2 separate regions of the Mus musculus genome follow, and region 2 is linked to region 1. A link is a loop called in an ENCODE intact Hi-C map of the cell type or tissue named here. Cell type or tissue: left cerebral cortex. All regions are shown on one strand. Each heading gives the region's core, and the rest is flanking DNA. Links, peaks and the distances in the headings are about the cores only. Region 1 holds the start of Gm36358 (a long non-coding RNA gene). Region 2 overlaps Idh1 (isocitrate dehydrogenase 1 (NADP+), soluble).

Region 1 (10,579 bases), core at 1,721-9,720:
ATGTACAAACACACCAAGTAAATGTGATTTTTTTTTAACCTCACCAGCTGCTACCAGGTTCTACCTCCAGTATCTTTCTTGTGGGTGGACATTATTAGTGTCCTTTCACTTCATAACCAGATGGATTTAAACAAACAACAAGCAAGCATGACATGACTCAGTTGTCTCTGTTTCCTGATTTGTCTGTCCATGAATCACCCTGGCAAGACCCGTTCAGAGAATCTAGGGGTATTTTCAACCTCCCTACAGGTGTGCAAGCTTACAGTAAAGTAAAAACAGGTCCCCCTGAGGAGAAAGAAGCATGAGAATTCCTGCTAAGAAAGCCATAATCAGTTAATTACTACAGGAACCATGGATATTTATAACAGCTTTAGTGAAAGCCAACAAAGAAGAAAAATACATCACTTGGTTGGCAAATTAAAAATTCAAAGACTCCTAGTTGGTGGTGGCACACGCCTTCAATCTTAGCACTCCAGAGGCAGAGGCAGGTAGATCTCTGAGTTCGAGGCCAGCTTGCTCTACAGGGTGAGTTCCAAAACAGCCAGGGCTACACAGAAAGATCCTATCTCAACAAAACAAAACAAAACAAAATTCAAAGTACATGTTTCATTGGTTCATGAAAATCAATTATATTAATCCTATTTAAAAAGTGGATAACACACAGTCATTACTTATTACTTATGAGTTAGTGTCACACCTTAGCTTGTGTCAAAAAGAACAAGAATAGGAGTTTCGAAAACAGGTCTCAGTCAGTCAGCACTTAGTGTATAGGCAAGGGGATCTGAACTTGATCCCCAACACCTACACAAAATATTGGGTGAGGTGGCACAAAGTTATAATCACAGCACTGAGGAGACAAAGATGTGGCACTGGCTGGCCAGCCAGCCTAGCCTACTTGGTGAATCCCAGGTCCCAGTGAGAGTCCCTTACTCAAAAAATCAAGGTGGGTGGCTCCAGCGGATGGCACCTGAGGTTGACCTCTGTTCTCCACATACATGTGCACAGGTGCACGCACACACTCACACATACCACCCCCAACATACACCACCCCCAACTCTTCTTCCTATTTCCCCTTAGGAGAGCACCACTTCATGTCAGACCTGCGTATCCAAACCGAAAAGAGCGAGAAGCAATGATCTTATCATCATACGCTGGAGTCTTAATGGTGAGGGGAAGCGCACTGTATCTGTGCACACTTTGTGTCTTCTAAGATCATTTGGTGCTAGTGCATGTTTACATGTTTTTAATGTCGCTTCTAAATGCCTTGGATTTACTAACAGTAAAATTTATTATTTTAAATGTATAATGAAAAATTTGACTTCCATACCCTATCGCAAAAATATTTATGGGAGATGAGAGAGGAATAAGAGGATGAGAAACAGAAGTGTCTAGAAAACGTGTTTACCCATCAATTTGGAAATTATCATCTAGTTGCTGTGCTGCTTCACACCATACTTGATCCACTGAAGCTGCAGTGACTTTGTTTTATAATAAAGAAAAGGCAGAATAGCAACACATTGTTTTTATTTCACAGAACAGTATTCCAATTGAAGAAGTCCTTAAAATTTATGGGGCCAATTCTTCTGCCAGTCCTGATTCTACCAAGGTAAGTGTGATATGGGACTGCTAGTAACAGAGATGTATATGGGCCTATATATGGTATATGCTAAGCAAGTGCTCTACCACTGACATATATTCCAAGCCACAAAACACAGATACATGCATATACCTCTTTATGTGCATGTATCTCTGTGTGTGTGTGTCTAGTCTCTGTGTGTGTGTGTGTGTGTGTGTGTGTGTGTGTGTGTGTGTGTGTGTTTGGTCTCTGTGTGTGTGTGTCTGGTCTCTGTGTGTGTGTGTCTGGTCTCTGTGTGTGTGTGTGTGTGTGTGTTTGGTCTCTGTGTGTGTGTGTGTGTCTGGTCTCTGTGTGTGTGTGTGTGTGTGTGTTTGGTCTCTGTGTGTGTGTGTCTGGTCTCTGTGTGTGTGTGTGTGTGTGTGTGTGTGTGTGTGTGTGTGTTTAGTCTCTGTGTGTGTGTGTCTGGTCTCTCTGTGTGTGTGTGTGTGTCTGGTCTCTGTGTGTGTGTGTGTGTGTGTGTGTGTGTGTGTGTGTGTGTGTGTGTGTGTGTTTAGTCTCTGTGTGTGTGTGTCTGGTCTCTGTGTGTGTGTGTGTGTGTGTGTTTGGTCTCTGTGTGTGTGTGTCTAGTCTGTGTGTGTGTGTGTGTGTGTGTTTGGTCTCTCTGTGTGTGTGTGTCTAGTCTGTGTGTGTGTGTGTGTGTGTGTGTGTCTGGTCTCTGTGTGTGTGTGTGTATGTGTGTGTGTGTGTGTGTGTGTGTGTGTGTGTGTGTTTGGTCTCTCTGTGTGTGTGTCTAGTCTCTGTGTGTGTGTGTGTGTGTGTGTGTGTGTGTGTGTGTTTGGTCTCTCTGTGTGTGTGTCTAGTCTCTGTGTGTGTGTGTGTGTGTGTGTGTGTGTGTGTGTCTGGTCTCTGTGTGTGTGTGTGTGTGTGTGTGTGTGTGTGTGTGTGTTTGGTCTCTCTGTGTGTGTGTCTAGTCTGTGTGTGTGTGTGTGTGTGTGTGTGTGTGTGTGTGTGTGTTGCTGGGGATTCTACTCAGAGTCTTGCACATGCTAAGCATCCGTTCTACCACTGAGCTACAATTCGCAGCCCCTGAATGAGATTATTTAGCATATACATTTATAATGATATATTTTCAGGCATCATATAAATAACAATTTTATGTCAAAAAGCCAAAACTGAGATATTGAGATTGCTCCACAAGTAAAGGCCCTTGTAGTCAATCTTGACTCCCAGATTTAATTTCCCAAACCCACGTAACGGAAGAAGACAGCACACTCCTGGCAGCTGCCCTCTGAGCTCCACATGAATACCTGAGCACATACAACTGCTCACCCCACCCCTGAATAAATAATTGTACTTTTAATAAAGGGAAAACACGGAAGCAACCACATCCTAATTGAGTCTCACATGCTTGTAAAATGCCCCTTTTTAAGTCGAGTAGTAAGTGCTGGTGTGTTTTGTGGAAGGCTGAGTCTGGCAGCAGAGAGCACTGGGCTGGGAGCCCAGATCCTGATGTTTCTGCGCACCGTACTGTCACACTCCGGCTTCGTAACGTGGACTAACAAGCCACACTCCTCCACTGGATTCTGTATTCTTCCATCCAGAATGAAGACCAGACCCATAAGGCTTTTGGCACACACTGTAACCCCAGCTCTTAGGCAAAGGAGGCGAGAGCATCAGGAGTTCAAGGACATCCATGGCCACATAGGAAATTCAGGCCAGCCTGGGCTACAGGAGGTTCAGTATTTGAGAAAATAAAGTACTTTGAATGTTTTTTTTTTTTTTTAATTATATGTAAGTACATTGTAGTTGTCCTCAGACACTCCAGAAGAGGGAGTCAGATCTCGTTTTGGATGGTTTTGAGCCACCATGTGGTTGCTGGGATTTGAACTCCTGACCTTCAGAAGAGCAGTCGGGTGCTCTTACCCACTGAGCCATTTCACCAGCCCTTTGAATGGTTTTTAACAGTTCCGTTTTCACACTTTTTGAGTGTGTCGACACTCAGTAAGAGTTTAAATACTGAGTATGATCCCCTTACCACTGAAAACTTCTGTGGGCCGAGTAGGTGGCTGGGGTAGGGGTGGGGTGGGGTGGAGCAGGGGTAAAGGAAGCTGAACGAGAGTACTCACCCCTGGCCTTCTGCTCACTGCCCCTTGCGAAGTCTCCCATCTGGATTTAAAAGGTAGTCAAGTGCAGAGTCAGAGCCATGAACACAACCACAGGACAAGTGCCCACCCTGCTTCTTTTACCTGTAGACAACAGTATATAAGCAACGGGTCACAACCATAAGGCAGTTTGAAAGGATTCGGAAAGAGACCAGGGAGGGCCGGTGAGATGGCTCAGTGGTTAAGAGCACTGACTGCTCTTCCGAAGGTCCTGAGTTCAAATCCCAACAACCACATGGTGGCTCACAACCACCCATAATGAGATCTGACGCACTCATCTATAATAATAGATAAACCTTTGGGCTGGAACAATCAGAAGGCTCACAGCCATCTGTACAGCTACAGCATACTCACGTACATTAAATAAATAAATAAATAAATAAATAAATAAATAAATAAATAATCTTTAAAAAAAGAAAGAAAAGAAAAAAAACAAAAAAACAAAAAGAAAGAGACCAGGGCAGGGTCAAGGCCATAGACACAGGGCAATTATTTATCTCCTGTTCTTATACCCACAGACCACAGTGTGTAGGTAATGGCTCACAACCACAAAGCAGTTTTGAAAGACTCAGAAGGAGGCCAATGCCATAGACTTAGGACAATTACTTATCCCCTGCTCTTGTCACAGCCTGCAGACTAGACTGTTCGAGCAGTGGGTCACAGCCTAAGTTCAGGTGCCTAGTTCATCCACCCCCATGGCCGAGTGTTTACTAAGTCTTACGGCTGTGGAACCAACTTTTCGGCACCTTCCGTTTGCTGAGATCCACATTGCCTCAAGTCCTGAAGGAAGGAACTACAGCTTTCTCCCTGACCACTGCATGGCTTCCTGCTCATTCCTTTGCTCTTTCACAATATGTAACTGAGTGTCACAGAGTCAGCAGTGAGCAAGTTGGGCAAGGTGCCTTGTCTTACATAGATCTTGTACTCTGTATCAAGGCTTAGCTTGGCTTAAGAGGCTAAGCAGTTTTCTGGTGTTTTTTTTTTTTTTTTTTTTTTTTTTTTTTTTTTTTTGAAATGCAAGTAAATACCACATGACCTGGTTTGATTTCTATGATTTATTTATTTATTTATTTTATTTTATGTACATTGGTGTTTTGAATGCATACATGTCTGCATGAGGGTGCCAGATTCCCTGGAACTAGAGTTACAGACCATTGTGAGCTGCCCTGTAGGTCCTGGGAATTGTCCCCATGTCTCCTGGGAAAGCACCCAGTGCTGTTAACTACTGAACCATCTCTCCAGCCCCGCTAAGCAGCGTTTGTTTTTTTAAGGTGAAGAAAGGCCCGCTTTTGTGGTGTTCTGGCTCCACACTCCCTCCACCTTGCCCAGTCTCTGCGTGTTCGCTGCTGCGTTCTCTCTGCCCGCCTGTCTCCTCTCTTCTTCACCAAATATGCCCCAGACCTGATCCCTGCTCGCTGTTTTTTTACTTCGATTTTCTCTTCTTCTAGCTTCGGGAACGTGTCAGTCACACTGGTTGGGTGTTGCATCTCAGTTCCCATGCTTCTTTCTTAAGGGGATTGCACTGTGACTTCCTGATTTGGTGGGGTCATCAGTCAGGGTTTGCAAAGGTCAATGTCAGAGCAGCTGGGCTAAGTGCCGCCTACACAACGGAGCTATAACAGGAGGCCACGTTGCTTTCGTGCTTGTCCTCCGGATCACTGGTTCAGTCACGAAAGAGCCTCTGCTCAGTGGTACATAGCCGCGATCCTCAGAATCCTACAGTTAAAAAAACGCCTCCCAGTGCTAAATGTGCCCCAGGGACAAAATCACATCTGATAGAGACTCTAAATATATAAACATTAAATAGCTAATCAAATATGTATATTATTAGCAATGCAAACGTGGCTTGTCTGGGGTAACTAATTCCCCAAATGATTATGGTTTGATGAAGCAATGCTAGCAGCCCCTCCCTCCCACCAGAGCTCCTACCCACCCCAGGCAGAGTTGCAGGCTGACTCCACCCTAAAGCTTTCTCTTCAACTTAGAAGAGGAACGAGCAGGATCTCTCAGTGGCAATGAAACATTTCAAACATTAAACTATAGGACTATTTTAAAACAGCCTTTTGGAGTTTAACATCACTTCAAAAATAATGGTTTTAATTATAAGTCAGAGTGGTTTAAAAACAATAGATGTTGCCAAAGGTTAATTACCGCTTATATCAGAATGCCCTTTGAATCCTTCGGATAAAATTTCTTCTAAGCAACAACTGAAATAGTTTCTAAGCCAGAGTTTAAAACCAAGAGGAATACAAATCAGATTGGGACGAATTTCCGGCAACTGGAAAGGACTTGTGGGAACTGTGGAAAGCTGGTGGCTTTCTCTGGGACTCTTTGCTGCCCCCTGGTGGAAGGATAGCAGCAAGTCATGTACTGTTCGCTCTCAGCAACAGGCTAAATAGCCATTTTTTTTATTAATAAGAAAATCGATTTCCAGTTTGTTTTGTTTTGTTTTCCTGCTGAAGACCCTGAACCCAGAAAAAGTTAAATTAAAGGCTTTACATAAGTACTGGCTATTTACAACTGTGCCCAGATGATAAATATAAAATGCCCAACATGATTTAAACTGAAGAAAAAGCATTAAAAAAAAAAGTGTGTGGAAGGAGATAAGGGTGCTGAACAGAGAACCCCGAGACCTCAGCTCACCTCTGTCTCTCCAAAGGTCATCCCATTTTAAAAGCCAGCTTTGAGCCTAGTGGTGCATGCATGCCTATAGTCCGAGGAGGCAGAGGCAGGTGGATCGCTGTGAGTGCCAAACCACCCTGGTATACAAAGGGAATCCAGGACATCCAGGGCTCTGCTGCACAGAGGAAAACATATCTCAAAAATCAAGAGAAAAAAAGAGCCGGCATTCACATCCATTCTCACAACCAAATATCATGCATGACTCTAGAGGCAAAGCAGACAGGGCCCAGACCCAGATCCATCCCTTCTAAGTTGGCTGCCTCCTGATATGGTCCAGGAATCTCCTTCCAAAACATATAAACACTGATCTCAGTCAGACAGGGATAGTTTACTGAGCAGACACCCCAGGACTGATTGACCAGGGCCACAAATCCAGACTCAGGAGCTGGTTGTGACATTAAGATGCTTTTTAAGCCTATAATCCACAAACATCTGCGCCAAGTTATTCCACCAATCAGGATCTAGGGATAAGGGATTTCCTTAGGAACATGTCTTTGCTGTACACTTTTCCTGCTCCTATTGGTGGGGGTATTCAGCTGTGGCAGGGGACGTGTCTAACATTCATGTCCTAACTTGTCTACCAGAATGGGTCTTGTCTAACACTTAGGTCTTAACTTGCCAATGAGGATGTTACTTATCCAGGAACATGACTCTTTCTGCCAAGTAGGATGTCAGTTCCCAGGGAGGTCTTGGGAAATTAAACTTTACTCGATCCCCTACTCAAAATGAAAGTCTTATTCCCAGTAGTTCCTTATATTGGTGCAGGTGTCTCTCTTATATTGGGTTCCATCCCAGGGCTAGTTGGTAAAAGCAACATCATAAAAGCTCATCGATAGGTGTAGGAAGTGCTGCTGAGTGGTTGGTTTGGGTCCAAACTGACTGTGGGTATTATGAAATATGATGCAGTGGCAGGCAGGGATGCTGGTAGGCCCATGCCAAGGTTTATTTGGGGGAAGGAAGGGGAGTGAGGACCTGGAGAAGGGGTAGAGACAAGCAGAGCCATGAGGGCAGAGAAGAGGGGACTGAGGAGGACAGAAAGAAAGAGAAGCCGGCTGGGAATACATGGAAACAGAGAGAAATAGAAAGAGAATGGGGGAGGGGGAGAAGTCTACTGACTTCTATTTCGACTGGTTTCCAAGTGCTCAGAACATAACAGAATATGTAATCAACTTGGGCATGAGAAAGTTTCCTAGTAACATCAGGAATATATGAGAAAGTTTCCTTATAATATTAGTAATAGCACAAAATGGCAGGTAACCGTTACCTAGTTTCCTATGTGTAAATAGGTTTGATGACACATCCCCAACCACACCAGGCTATTCTGGGGATTAATCGGGACTGTGCTCATCAATTACATGACAGCCCAGGGGAGCCTTCCATATGACTGTATTACTGCTAAGCTCGCCTTGCTGGGAACACCAGGGATAAGACAGAATGAGGGACGTGATATAACTATATTCGTTAATTTATTTTTTAATAAAAATATTAACAAAGTTAAGGGCACGTTAAAAAAAAAATTCCAGTTGCATACGTAGCAATTCCTAGCCTGTAGTGTGCATCGGTTTGTGGGGCAGGAGGGAGCAGGTGAAGACATGTCAGGGCAAGTTTCTCACTCAGCAAAGGAAAGGCTGGAGCCTGGGGCAGAAAAGAGGAAGGGGCTGTGTGCAGTAGAGGGCTGTGAGGAATGTCCTGTGCAAAGGGGGCTTCTGTGGGTCATGAGAACCAAACACAGAGCAGGGGCTGTAGATGAAGATCACGTTCACCCGCCTTTCGGCTGCCACATCGACACGGTTCACCGGGACTCGGTTGGTGAGACTGAGACACGCCAAGACACTGTAAGCAGCAGGCGCTCCGCGCACAAAACTCACACCGCTGTAATGTGGAACTGTGTCTTCCTTTCAGGTCGCCCAGGCCCTGCTGCCCCGCCGCTCCTTGCATCCTTTTGCCATGTTGACCGCACCCAGAGCAGCAGAGTGCAACCGGAGACAGAGTAAGCCTGCGCTCTTCCGGATGTAGAGAAAGTTAACCAGGAGGTGGGCCCACTCGGTCAGCTTCAATGATAGTACTGGTTAGATTTCTATCTAGTGAGATTTAAAAATAAAATAAAATTAGGCGTTCTTCATAAGTTGGCATATGCCTCCCTCTACATTTCCCTAACCAGAAAGCCTTACTACTTAGACCCTTTGGCGAGGGGGGCCAATGCAGCCCAGAAAGACAAGATCTAACACTATGGTGGACGCTGTTTTTTTTTAAGTTTTATACTCAGGCGTGGTACTGCCTATGTCTGCAGGTGTCAAGTTGAGAAGAGGCGCAACGAATAAAAATACCACCAGCAGTTCTACAAAGAAAGCAACAGGGCAGAATGGAGATCCTGTCGGGAAAGGCACCCACACCCCAGCAACAAAGTAAGACTAAACATGGATGGCCTTCCCTACATCGTACTGAAAGCTGAGTATTTGGAGTTTAAGGCTCCGGGCGTGGATACGGAGCCCATCGCTTATCAGCTGTGTGGTTTTGAACAGGCTGCTAAACCACTCTGTGCCTTAGGTTCCTCTTCTAGAAAGAAAGAAAGAAAGAAAGAAAGAAGGGAGGGAGGGAGGGAGGGAGGGAGGGAGGGAGGGAGGGAGGGAGGAAAGAGAGAAAGAAAGAAAGAAAGAAAGAAAGAAAGAAAGAAAGAAAGGAAGGAAGGAAGGAAGGAAGATAGGAAGGAAGGAAGGAAGGAAGGAAGGAAGGAAGAAAGAAAGAAAGAAAGAAAGAAAGAAAGAAAGAAAGAAAGAAAGAAAGAAAGAAAGAAAGAGAGAAAGAATAGTACCCACCTCTTAAAGTCACAGATTAATCAGGGTTATGGAACGAGTGATGAGAACAGTACTCGACATGGTGAAGCCCAAGTAGACATCAGCCGTGATGAGCTTTGAACACTTGAAAATTGCTTGTCACAAGCGAATCCGATGTTTTTCCATTTATTTAATCAAATAGGGTGGTTTGTTTTAGCATCTGCACCTAAAATGTTCCAGATGAGAATTTTGCCACAAAGAGAGAATTTTGTCTTTTTGTTTCATAGCATCTCTCCAACTCCTGTCCTTTCATCTGCCCAGCCCTTCCACTCCTCAACTGTTATGTGGAGGAATTTAGAATCAGCACAGAGACAGATGGGACTGGAGGGAAAGTAGAAGGAACCTAAAATGAAATTTCCATTCACTCAATTGCTGTGCCACGCATGTTTTCAATGTGCATCTTTAAATTAACGGAACTATACACTGCTTGAGATGTGTTTAGTCTTCAGAAACAAATGGGATGATTTGTTAGAAATATAACCAACACCACACATACACATATACACACATACATACATACATACATACACATAATACTACATGCACACACATACACACATACTCCATACACACACACACTTTTAGAAATAGAAAAGACATACAACCTCCTCACTGGGGCTGCTTAGGGACTTTCTGGATTGTCTGGTTACATCAAACCTTGACACTATTCTAAAGACAGAAAGCTGACAAAGCAGCCACCTATTGGGTTTTCTTTTGAAGACACTTGCTCCAATGAGATTTCAGGGCATAGACTTTCTCAAGCTACGTCATTGCTTCTGAACAACTGGAAAAAGTCCAGCTTTCAAATGAATCTGGAAACAGCAGGCCTTGGAAAGCAAAATAAAACAACAACCACAAACCAGTAAGACTCCTAGACACAGGTCACATGAACACCTGTGAGTGTGCACACACACCACACACAGACACACCCTGATAATCTGGACAAAATGTAATCTTACAAAGACTGATCTTAAGAACTGGTTTATAAACTCACTGAGGTTCATGCATAGCCCTGTGTAATGAGAATGTAGTTGTAAATATTTGAGTTTTAGACATCATTTGGGTGTTATGTTTTTAAAATATAATTTAACCCCATGCATTTTCTTTCACAATCACCAGTGGCTGTTGCTTCCTGGCGACAGGAGAACTTTCACTTCCTGCTTATTTCACGAGTGTGTGTGTGTGTGTGTGTGTGTGTGTGTGTGTGTGTGTGTGCGCGGGTGCGCACGCGTGTGTGCACGCACAGTGGTCTGCACGCCATGGGGACTTGTACCTACTGTTGGTAACTGAATAGTAGTAAATGGCTCTGGGGGGCTTAGTCTGAC
Region 2 (10,579 bases), core at 1,824-9,823, 50 kb before region 1:
GTGCTCATAACGCTGCTGTCTATTCCACAGGCTTCTGATGAAGAAGATGTGCCATCTTCAACATGCACTGTTACCAACTAGTAGGCCTCCCTCATAGTGGGCCCCACCCACCCCAACCCTAGCTCTTAAAACCAAACAGCCTCAAGTTACACTGCTGGTGTTTGGCTCCAAAATCTATTTTTACCCCTTACAGTTTCTGGTGGGGTACTTTTCCTAATGTATGTTCCCCTCTTTACAGTACAGAGCAACTGATTTTGTTGTTCCTGGGCCTGGAAAAGTAGAGATAACCTACACACCAAAAGATGGAACTCAGAAGGTGACATACATGGTACATGACTTTGAAGGTAGGTGCAGTCTGCCCTGCTTCATGTCACTGTACAGATGCCTTGGGCTACTTTGTTACAATAGATTTATTTAACTTAGCTATGGCCAAGAGGTGGTGGGTGGCGTGTGCCTTTAATCCTAGCGCCTGTGAGGCAGAGGCAGTCAGATCTCTGTGAGTTTGAGGCCTCCATGGTCTACAAACTGAGATCCAGGACAGCTACACAGAGAAACCTTGTCTCAAAAAGTGAGAAGAAAAAGGGGTGGGGGGGTAGTTATGCAATTGCCTAAAAAGCCAACCTGAATCTTCACGTTTCTGAGGAACATCCAAGTCTAAAGGGTTGGGAGGGTGGTTTTGTGGATAAAGCACTTGAGCACTTGCCGCACAAAGTTTAGGACCTGAGTTTGAATCCCCAGAGCCCACATATAGGCTAAGCACAACTGTATGCCTAATATCAGGCTGGCTACCCTGGCCCACACAGTGGTTAGCAACATTAGACCCTGTCTTAAGCAAGATGGAAGACCCACTCCTGAGGTTGTCCTGACCTCCACACATTGTTTATGCACAGATGTGTGCATGTAATCACTCATACATAACACATGAATATCATCACACATACACCAATTTATCTTAAACTGTGTCCAAAATTTTAAGCATTCACACAAACAGGAAACCCAGGGCCTCCCCAGCTTTTGCATTTTTTGCCTCCTCTAAGTGATATTGTTTTCATAGATTCTGTGTCTTCATAGATTCATAGATTCTAGTTCTACCTGTTTAGTGTTTTTCACATTCTCAGCCAAGTTAGCTTGGGGCCTTGGCATGGATTCAGGTTCTGCTTTCAGTAATAACAGAGGTCAATTAATAAAAGAGTTGTGAAACACCAGTGATTACGTGTAGTGTAATTATTTACCCCAATTAACACAGGTGTGCTCAGTATACCCCCAGTGGTTAAAATGCAAATCTTTGTCCATTATGGATACCTAAGTTTAAAATGCATGCTGGGAACTGAAGAGATCACTCACTGGGCAGGGTACTCGCCATGCAAGCAAGAGCTGAAATCCTCAGATCCCACACACAAAGCCAAGCACAAAAAGCAAATGTTGGTGATCCCAGTGCCCCTACAGGGAGATGGGAAGCAGAGACAAGAGACTTTGGAAGCTCACAAACTAGCTAACCTGATGGATGCAGTAATGAGTAACACAGGAGATCCTGCCTACAGCAACAGAAGATGAAAGCTGAGATTGTCTTCTAGCCCACATGAGTGCCCTGGTACACAGCCAACACACACACACACAAACGCACGCCGTATATATGCACAGTTAAAAAATAAAGTACAGTCAAGCAGTAGTGGCACACGCCTTTAATCCCAGCACTCTGGAGGCAGAGACAGGGGGATCTCTGTGACTTTGAGGCCAGCCTGGTCTAGAGAGCAAGTTCCAGGACAGCCAACACTACAGAGAGACTCTGTCTCAAAAAATAATAATAATAAACAAAAATAAACAAACAAATTCCATGTTGGAACATGTTAAAGTGTGTTAAGAAGAGTTCCAACTTCCTTTCACATTCTTTTCTTTTTTTTAAAGATTTATTTTATATATATGAGTACACTGTAGCTGTCTTCAGACACACCAGAAGAGGGCATCAGATTCCATTATAGATGGTTATGAGCCACCATGTGGTTGCTGGGAATTGAACTCGGGACCTCTGGAAAGGCAATCAGTGCTCTTAACTCCAGCCCCTTCTTTCCCATTCTTGATTGTACTTCTAGTTCCCAGGGGTAGTTTTCCATGTTTTGATATCTTCAGGATCTTTTGTTGTTTTTGTTTTTGAGATAGGCAATCACTGTGTAGCCCTGGCTATCATAAAATTCATTCTGTAGATCAGGCTTGCCTCAAACTTACAGAGATCTACCTACCTCTGCTTCCCATGTGCTGGGATTAAAGATGTGCACCTCTGTGCCTGCAATTTTTGGAATCTTAAAGACCATATGATTTTCTTATTGCTGTAGCCCTTCTAAAAATACATTAAAACATCCTTATCTAAAACAAATGCTTCCCCTCTGTGCCTGTGCCATAGCCTGTTCAAGTTGGTAGTTCTGGAATTTCACAGTCCTGAGCCCGTGGTGGCAGCTGAGAAATTGGTCCTTGGGTCTTTATTATACATGGTTTTAGTCTTGCTATAAATACCATCCTCCTTACCTTTCTCCTCTTTGTCCTTGGTGACCTCCTCTCCACAGAAGGTGGTGGTGTTGCCATGGGCATGTACAACCAGGATAAGTCAATTGAAGACTTTGCACACAGTTCCTTCCAAATGGCTCTGTCCAAGGGCTGGCCTTTGTATCTCAGCACCAAGAACACTATTCTGAAGAAGTATGATGGGCGTTTCAAAGACATCTTCCAGGAGATCTATGACAAGTAACTATGGCCCTTACTCCCTTTTCTGTTTTCAAGTAAGAATTGCAGGCATTTAGGATGTAGCCCCTGGGGCAGACTGAATGAGCCACAGCACTGCCCTGAAATTGGGTAATGGCAAATCTGAGATTTAGCAGGGCTGAAAGGAAACTACTCTGAGGTGCTCTTAGAAGGTAAATGTGTTCCTAAATAAGGGCCATGTGTTTTCTTTTCTTGGTAGGGACAGGGCTATTCAGTGTTTGAATAAAGTAGCCCATTTATGTTGAAAAGTGCCAATGTTTTGAAAGTGTGTGTTTCTGAAGCCCGCCCAGTTTATTTTTCTTAAGACCTTTGCTTGAATTGAAAGGTCTGCTTTAAGAGGTTCTGTTATTTGTATGTAACAGTTCTCATTTCGGCCACACAGGAGGCATGCTTGGGTCCGCTCCTAACATGGCATAACTCCCAGTTAGGGCAAGTGTTCAGATGGGAGCTGAGAAATGAAAGGAGACCTTTGCTGAAGTTTGGAGAGTCCTCTTCCTATGGCCCATCTGTTCCAAGCTTGGGCACTGTGACATTTTTAAAATAAATTGAATCACAAAATCTGATCATTATTAAAAATGTAGGAAGCAAAGAAATATGTGGGGGAATCTGTTTTTTCTCGCATAATTCTTAGACCTTCATTCGTAAGAGAGAATAGTCTTATGAGAGATGGCCACTTTGAGGGTCTAGGATAGGAATCTAAGCATTTGTCTGTCCCAAATTTGTGCTGTATCTACTAACAATAATGTTTCCTGTCCTTTTGGAGAGTTGCAAATGGTATCTCTGATAAAACTAATTCTATTTTATTCTTGTTTTCTCTTGTTCGTTTGCTTGTTTTAGGAAATACAAGTCCCAGTTTGAAGCTCAGAAGATCTGCTATGAACACAGGCTCATAGATGACATGGTGGCCCAAGCTATGAAGTCCGAGGGAGGCTTCATCTGGGCCTGTAAGAATTACGATGGGGATGTGCAGTCAGACTCAGTCGCCCAAGGTAAATATAAACAAATGGCCAGAGGACTACTTAGAGGAAGCACATGCCGGCTGGCAGCGAGGATATTCCACAAAGGGCTCTGGTGTGAGAAGGGACTTTTGTTTCTTTTTTGTTGTTGTTGTTTTTAAGACTTCATTGTGTACATTAGTGCTTTGACTGCATGTATGTCTGTGGAAGTGCCAGGTCCCCGAAAGTTGGAGCTATAAACAGTTGTGAGCTGCCATCTGGGTGCTGGGAATTGAACCGGAGTCCTTGGGAAGAGCAGCGCTCTTAGCTGTTAGTCATCTCTCCAGCCCAGCCATACAAGGGAATGTCTTAATCCTTGTCTCTTAATGAACCGTTAACAGCACAAGAGGCCTGGTGGCACTCTTAGGTGCCTAGACAAGTGAATCACACTCCTCCTAGGAAAGTAGCTTTACTCAGTCACACAGAAAGTTCTTCAGTGATTTGCCCTTCTTGGCTCCAGCCTTATCAATGGTAACACAACTCAGCCCTTTACCCCAGATGAAGTTTCAGAGCTCCCAGTGGGTAGCTAAAGCCATATCCGAACACTCAATTCCCCTATCCTCATAGCTCATGAGGCCAGGTGTGGGGGTGCACACCTTAACCAGGAGACAGAAGCAAATGGCTTTCTTTGATTTCCAAGGCCAGCATGGTCTACATAATGAGTTCGAGGACAGCCAGGGACATGTAGGAAAGTTCTGTCTGAAACAAACAAAAGAATGTAGAGAAAAACCAAAAAGAAGTTATAAAGTGAAGGACCCCAGCACCAAGGACGGGGTTCTCCAAGAGGTCATTCATCAGGCAACGAGTCCTAAGTGTGCTCCTCCTGCCAACCTTGAAGGCTGTTCTGATGCTCTATAAAACATATGCTTTGCACTTAGCTTCCAGCACAAAGGAAGTGTGCAAAGCCCAATGCTGTTTACAGAAATTTCAAGAAACGGGTGGTTTTGCCATGTAAAACTCCCTGACTTCCACACCAGATTGCCCTTTGGTTTCAGGTTTGCACAAGGGAAGTCCGAGAACCGGAATCTCCCCAGATGAGTGTTTGTGTTAGTTTCAATTATGTTTACTTTCCCACAGGAGGTACTGCTTTTGCTCTTTGAAAGTTGAGAATCTCTAATCAGTTTGAAAATCAGTAGACCAGACCAACAGAAGATAACATTAGTATCATATACAGTGGTTACACAACTTTCTGTCTCTCTAAAATCTCATGCATTTATGCTGAGTGAAACAGTCCTTTGTAGTGACACCCTGGTAGATAAAACAACAACAATAACAAACAAACAAACAAACAAACAAAAAAAAAACGGCGGACGTCATCAGAGTTCTGGGGAAGATACACAAAGCCATTCTAAAGCCTTGTGTAGCTAGGCATGTGCTGTATCGTGAACTAAATCCCCACACCCATTGTTGTTAACTGTCCTGTCGAAGTGCAATAAACACTGTCAGCCTAGGTCCTGCGCAGGCCAAAAGCCCATACATTACGAGACCTCAGAGAGCCAATCAGATTGCAAGGCAGCTTCCCTCTCCTGGAGAGGCACAACTGTTGTGTACTCAATTATGTTCTCAGTTTGACAGTGGCACCAGCTAGTGTCGTGGTAGATACATTGGGTAGGAGCCATGAAGCTACAGAGTGGAGTGGAGTGGAGCATAGATCAGACCCACAGTGAGGGACGTCGTCCCTCACCAGTCACTGCATCTGAAGCCTTGGGGGCTGCACAGGTACTGGAGAGAGCCACTGCTCCCACACAGAGGCATCTTTGCTTTTTAAATGCATTCTCTCTGTTTACCAGTTTCAACATAAGGAGCTGCTGTTAAATCAACTGAATAGATTTAGACTGGTACAGTTAGGCGGCGGGAAGAGGAATCTCAATTCCTCAGGAGCACACTGCGGACCTGTTGCCAAATAATGAGCTCTTTGGGGAGCGCATCCTTGGTGGTTAGGAGTTACCCCTTTTACTCCTTGCCAGAATACCTTGGTTCTCTTTTTACAGAGATATGACGATAGGAAAATTAAGTGACTTTCTACCTTTGTGTGAAGTTTTGTTTTGTTTTAATCACTTACAAATGCATAAAATAAGGAGGGAAAGATTGATTTCACTAAAGTCAAAGATGACAGAAACAATATGGGCTGGTAAAATGGCTCAGCACGCAAAGGCATCTACCACCAAGCATGGTGAATGGAGTTCAGGTTCCAAGATCCACACAGTGGAAGGATAAAAGTGACTCTCAAAAGTTGTCCTCTGATCTCCACACATACATGGGCTCAGATGTGACACATACACACATACCAAATACATAATAATAATAATAATAATAATAATAATAATAAACCTAATGTGGCCAAAAATAAAATAAAATAAAACAATCTTCTTGGTGTCAGACCAAAAAAAAAAAGTAGCCTGCTTATAACCTCTTTATTATAATTTATCATCAGCTTCATTAGGGGGTCATGGGAGAGTAAAGAAAATGGAAGTGCTTTGCAGTTGAGTAAAGAATGCATGAAAAGGAAAAACAGTTGCATGGACTTAAAAGTGACAGTAGGGTTTGCTGGATAGGGACTGCAGAAAAGAGCAAGGGAAAGCAAGTAGGCTGTTCCTACATCCACCCACCCACCCCATCCTGCTTTAAAGCTGCCTTTTCATCTCCATCTCAGCAAGGGTGAGTGAGCCACAGGAGGGCAGCAGATAACTCACTTCATTCTCCAGAGCCAAGGGGCATTCTGCACAGAGCTAGAGTGGGTTCTTACTTGATAGGAAGTTCTGTTCTAAGGGATATAAGTATGCAAGCACATAGTCATGATTATGTGTGTATTCCTCTAATCCCGCAGCAACTCAGCCAGGCAAGTGCTTTGATTACCTAACTTTACAGGCAGGGAAACTGAGTCATGGGAGCAATGAAGCCTCAGAAGTAGAATGGAGGATAGGTCACCCCCTAACACAAAGTAGATGCTCGGGAGAGAATAATAGCCTTTCCAGGCAGTTTGATTCAAACTCGAAGCTGGGGCCCTGCATTCTGAAGAGCATTGTGGATGCTTGTATGCACTTGTGTTCATTTTATTTATCGTAACCTGTCAACATCAAGTCGCTTACTCTCATCTCTAGAGCAGGGCTGTTCATGCAGTTGGACCCAACACTTCATGCTCTGCACTTATAGGTTATGGCTCCCTTGGCATGATGACCAGTGTGCTGATTTGTCCAGATGGTAAGACGGTAGAAGCAGAGGCTGCCCATGGCACTGTCACACGTCACTACCGCATGTACCAGAAAGGGCAAGAGACGTCCACCAACCCCATTGGTAAGATAGTATCTACTTTACTGATTTCCAGCCAGAGAACTCTTCAAAGCCAATCTCAAAGGAACTGAGACGCGTACCTTTGCTCCTCATAGACTCCTACAAAATCATTACTTTGTTTTATTTGGAGGGTGGGTGATGAGACAACGTCTATGTACCCTAGGCTAGCCTAAACCTTTTATATGTAGCATAGGCTAGCCTTAACAGTGTAGTAATCTTCCTGTTTCTGCTTCCCATGTGCTGGGTTAATGGGTGTATGCTATAATTAGGAGCGATTTTAATGTCCTTTAAAATGCAGAAGATCAATATTGTATTTTGTTGAAAAACAGAGAGGAGCATTTTCAAAAGCATTTTCCTTTACCCCAGGAGCAATGAGGTGTCACTTAAGGTCAAATAGTTAAATCTCTCTTAACAGAGCTTCAGATGAAATATTTCCAACCATCCTAAAACTCATCCATAATTCATAACCCCTAATGATGCCCATCATCTAAACAAAACCTGCCCCATCTCTAGAAAGAGTGAAACACTAGGAATCCCCATACCTGGAGTGATTTGAAATAGTGATTTCTTTGTTTGTTTTCTTTCCTTAGCTTCCATTTTTGCCTGGTCCCGAGGGTTAGCCCACAGAGCAAAGCTTGATAACAATACTGAGCTCAGCTTCTTCGCAAAGGCTTTGGAAGACGTCTGCATTGAGACCATTGAGGCTGGCTTTATGACTAAGGACTTGGCTGCTTGCATTAAAGGCTTACCCAAGTAAGTGTAAGATGCCCTGCACTCTGTGGTCAAATCACTCCTCATTGACATTATGTGAGCTGTTTGTCTTTTCTGGGGTCAGCACACACTATGTGTGTAGTGTGTGGTATCAGGTAGACCACCTATTCAGCTCTGTGAAAATCATCTTTGTACAACCACACACTTCCACATTTGTCACTGTAGCAGGAAAGTAGCCATAGATCATAAAGAAATGCATAGGTACAGTGGCGTGCCAATCAAACTCCTGTGTAGAGAACTGGGCTATAGCTAGATTTGGATTATGAGCTGGGCTCTAAATTTGCTGGTTTCTGACCTAGTGTGCAGTTGTTAAAATGAAAGAGTCCTATTTAATTTTTTTTTTTTAAATGAGAGGGCAGGAGTGATGACTTATGTTTGAGAACACTTACTGCTCTTGCAGAGGACATGAGTTGGGTTCCCAGCACCCAGGTTGAATGGCTCACAACCACCTATAAGTGTAACTGCAGGGCTTCTGACATAGGTAGCTACACTGATGTGCAAACAGACACACACAGAGAGACACAGACACGCATGTAACTTAGTTAAAATAAATCTTTAGAGAAAATTGACACTGAAGGACACTTGTTTTCTTTAACTTCCCATTGAGTAAACAGCCTAAGTATGAGTAGAAGCAATCCAGATGGGGTAGCCCCTCCCTAAAGTACCTACCAGTGTCCCTGTGGTGCCAGGACTTGTTTGAGGACCTGGGAGCCAGTGTCCTAGCTAGATCAACTGTTACTCAGAATCCACTCTCAAGGAGAAATTATAAAGTCAGCCCCAAAACCATAAACACATGACAACAAAAATGGACTCATCAGGTTATGCTTGCATGTTTGTGCCTACATATACATACGTATGTAACAATAATAAATGGGGAAGAAGACTATGGATTAGAGAGTGGAGGGGCATGGAAAGAGCTGGGACTTGAGAATGAAGAGAGGGAAGGACCAGAGGAAAGTAATGTAATTATATTTCAATTAAAATGTACAAAAGTTTAAAATTTTAAACAAAACAAACAAAAAATGAACTCTTACTTAAATGTAAATTAATACCATTTCCCCACCAGTACACCTCAGAGATCTGTTACAGTCGGTTTACTACACGTTTCTTAGATTTCCAGCAAAGATACATTTGCAACATCAGCACAGTGGTTTTGAAACCTACTCTTCGGGCATTTATTAACAAACTTTAAGTGGAATGGTTTCAGTAACATTGGCATTAGCCTGACCTAAAGCTCCTGGTAGTTCAGAGCCGTACAGCAGGGTCTCCTGTGAATGTGTGCACATGAGACCCCACTGCAGGCTACCCTGAGCACAGGCAGCACCAGGAACCTCAGTCATGGCCCACAGATTTGTAGCTTTTTAACATTAATGAGTTCTCTTCTAGAAGTGTGAGTAGCATTACTGTGATTTGTTTTTAATTACCTCCTGCCTTGTCAGAGAAAAAACTAAATTTCTTTCTTTTTTCTCCCACCAGTGTACAACGTTCTGACTACTTGAATACATTTGAGTTTATGGACAAACTTGGAGAAAACTTGAAGGCCAAATTAGCTCAGGCCAAACTTTAAGGTCAAACCTGGGCTTAGAATGAGTCTTTGCGGTAACTAGGTCCACAGGTTTACGTATTTTTTTTTTTTTTTTAGTAACACTCAAGATTAAAAACAAAAATCATTTTGTAATTTGTTTAGAAGACAAAGTTGAACTTTTATATATGTTTACAGTCTTTTTTCTTTTTCATACAGTTATTGCCACCTTAATGAATGTGGTGGGGAAATTTTTTTAATTGTATTTTATTGTGTAGTAGCAGTGTAGGAATTATGTTAGTACCTGTTCACAATTAACTGTCATGTTTTCTCATGCTCTAATGTAAATGACCAAAATCAGAAGTGCTCCAAGGGTGAACAATAGCTACAGTATGGTTCCCCATAAGGGGAAAAGAGAAACTCACTTCCCCTGTTGTCCATGAGTGTGAACACTGGGGCCTTTGTACGCAAATGTTGTACTGTGTGTGGGAGAGCTATACAGTAAGCTCACATAAGACTGGAACAGATAGGATGTGTGTAGCTAAAATGCATGGCAGACGTGTTTATAAAGAGCATGTATGTGTCCAATATACTAGTTATATTTTAAGACCACTGGAGAATTCCAAGTCTAGAATAAATGCAGACTGGAGGATTCTGCTCTTTGATTTCTCTTCTCCTGTGACCCAGCCTAAGTATTATCCTACCCCAAGCAGTACATTTCACCCATGGGCAATAATGGGAGCTGTACCGTTTGGATTTCTGCTGACCTGCTGCATTTCTTTTATATAAATGTGACTTTTTTTTCCCAGAAGTTGATATTAAACACTATTCCAGTCTAGTCCTTCTAAACTGTTAATTTTAATTAAAATGAAGTACTAATGACTCTTCTTTGAAGTGTTTATTATGTGTTTTTATTTAAAAAGTGTTTTTCATTTCTTTTCCTATTACTGTAATAAGATACCTAGATAGAAGCATTTTAAAGGAGAAAGGGTTAGTTTTGGCAACAGTTCAAGGTACACTCCCAGTGTAGCTGGGAGGTCAGGGTAGCAGGAGCTTGAAGCAGCTGGTCCTGAAGTAGAGAACAAGGAATGCATGCTAGTGCTCAGCCTAGAAACCAAGATGGCGCTTCCCCTAGCCCTTAACAGAAATCAGAGAATCCCTAGTGTATATACTTAGAGGCCATATCCCAGGTGATTCTGGGCTCTGTCAAGTTGAAAAGTAACACAGACACAGACACTAGATTATA

What was found. A loop is a pair of places that touch in the nucleus more often than their neighbours do. Peaks named below come from ENCODE experiments on the same cell type or tissue, not always from the same donor. Only the 100,000 strongest peaks of a DNase experiment are listed, where the experiment ranks them.
Region 2: a loop joins it to region 1, with 2.9 times the contacts of the local background. A loop is called at or near these places in 25 of 42 quality-filtered maps.

The regions. Positions count from the first base shown.
Region 1 is chr1:65,107,708-65,118,286 of GRCm38, reverse strand. D630023F18Rik (RIKEN cDNA D630023F18 gene) reads left to right here. Exons shown (of 8, transcript NM_001285882.1): 4 at 1,078-1,165; 5 at 1,535-1,606; 6 at 8,323-8,410; 7 at 8,711-8,825. It overlaps Gm36358 (a long non-coding RNA gene), which reads right to left and starts at 6,004. Exons shown (of 3, transcript XR_373471.3): 1 at 5,890-6,004; 2 at 3,703-3,822. In left cerebral cortex, for the core only: a CTCF peak has its summit at 6,083 (motif pointing left); a DNase peak (open chromatin) is centred at 6,060; H3K4me3 peaks cover 408 bases.
Region 2 is chr1:65,158,264-65,168,842 of GRCm38, reverse strand. Idh1 (isocitrate dehydrogenase 1 (NADP+), soluble) reads left to right here. Exons shown (of 9, transcript NM_010497.3): 4 at 239-344; 5 at 2,559-2,736; 6 at 3,592-3,743; 7 at 6,903-7,043; 8 at 7,631-7,793; 9 at 9,288-10,227. The coding sequence ends at 9,378. Among named protein-coding and RNA genes, the nearest start is that of Idh1, 16 kb to the left of the region's middle. In left cerebral cortex, for the core only: a CTCF peak has its summit at 6,401 (motif pointing right); a DNase peak (open chromatin) is centred at 6,393.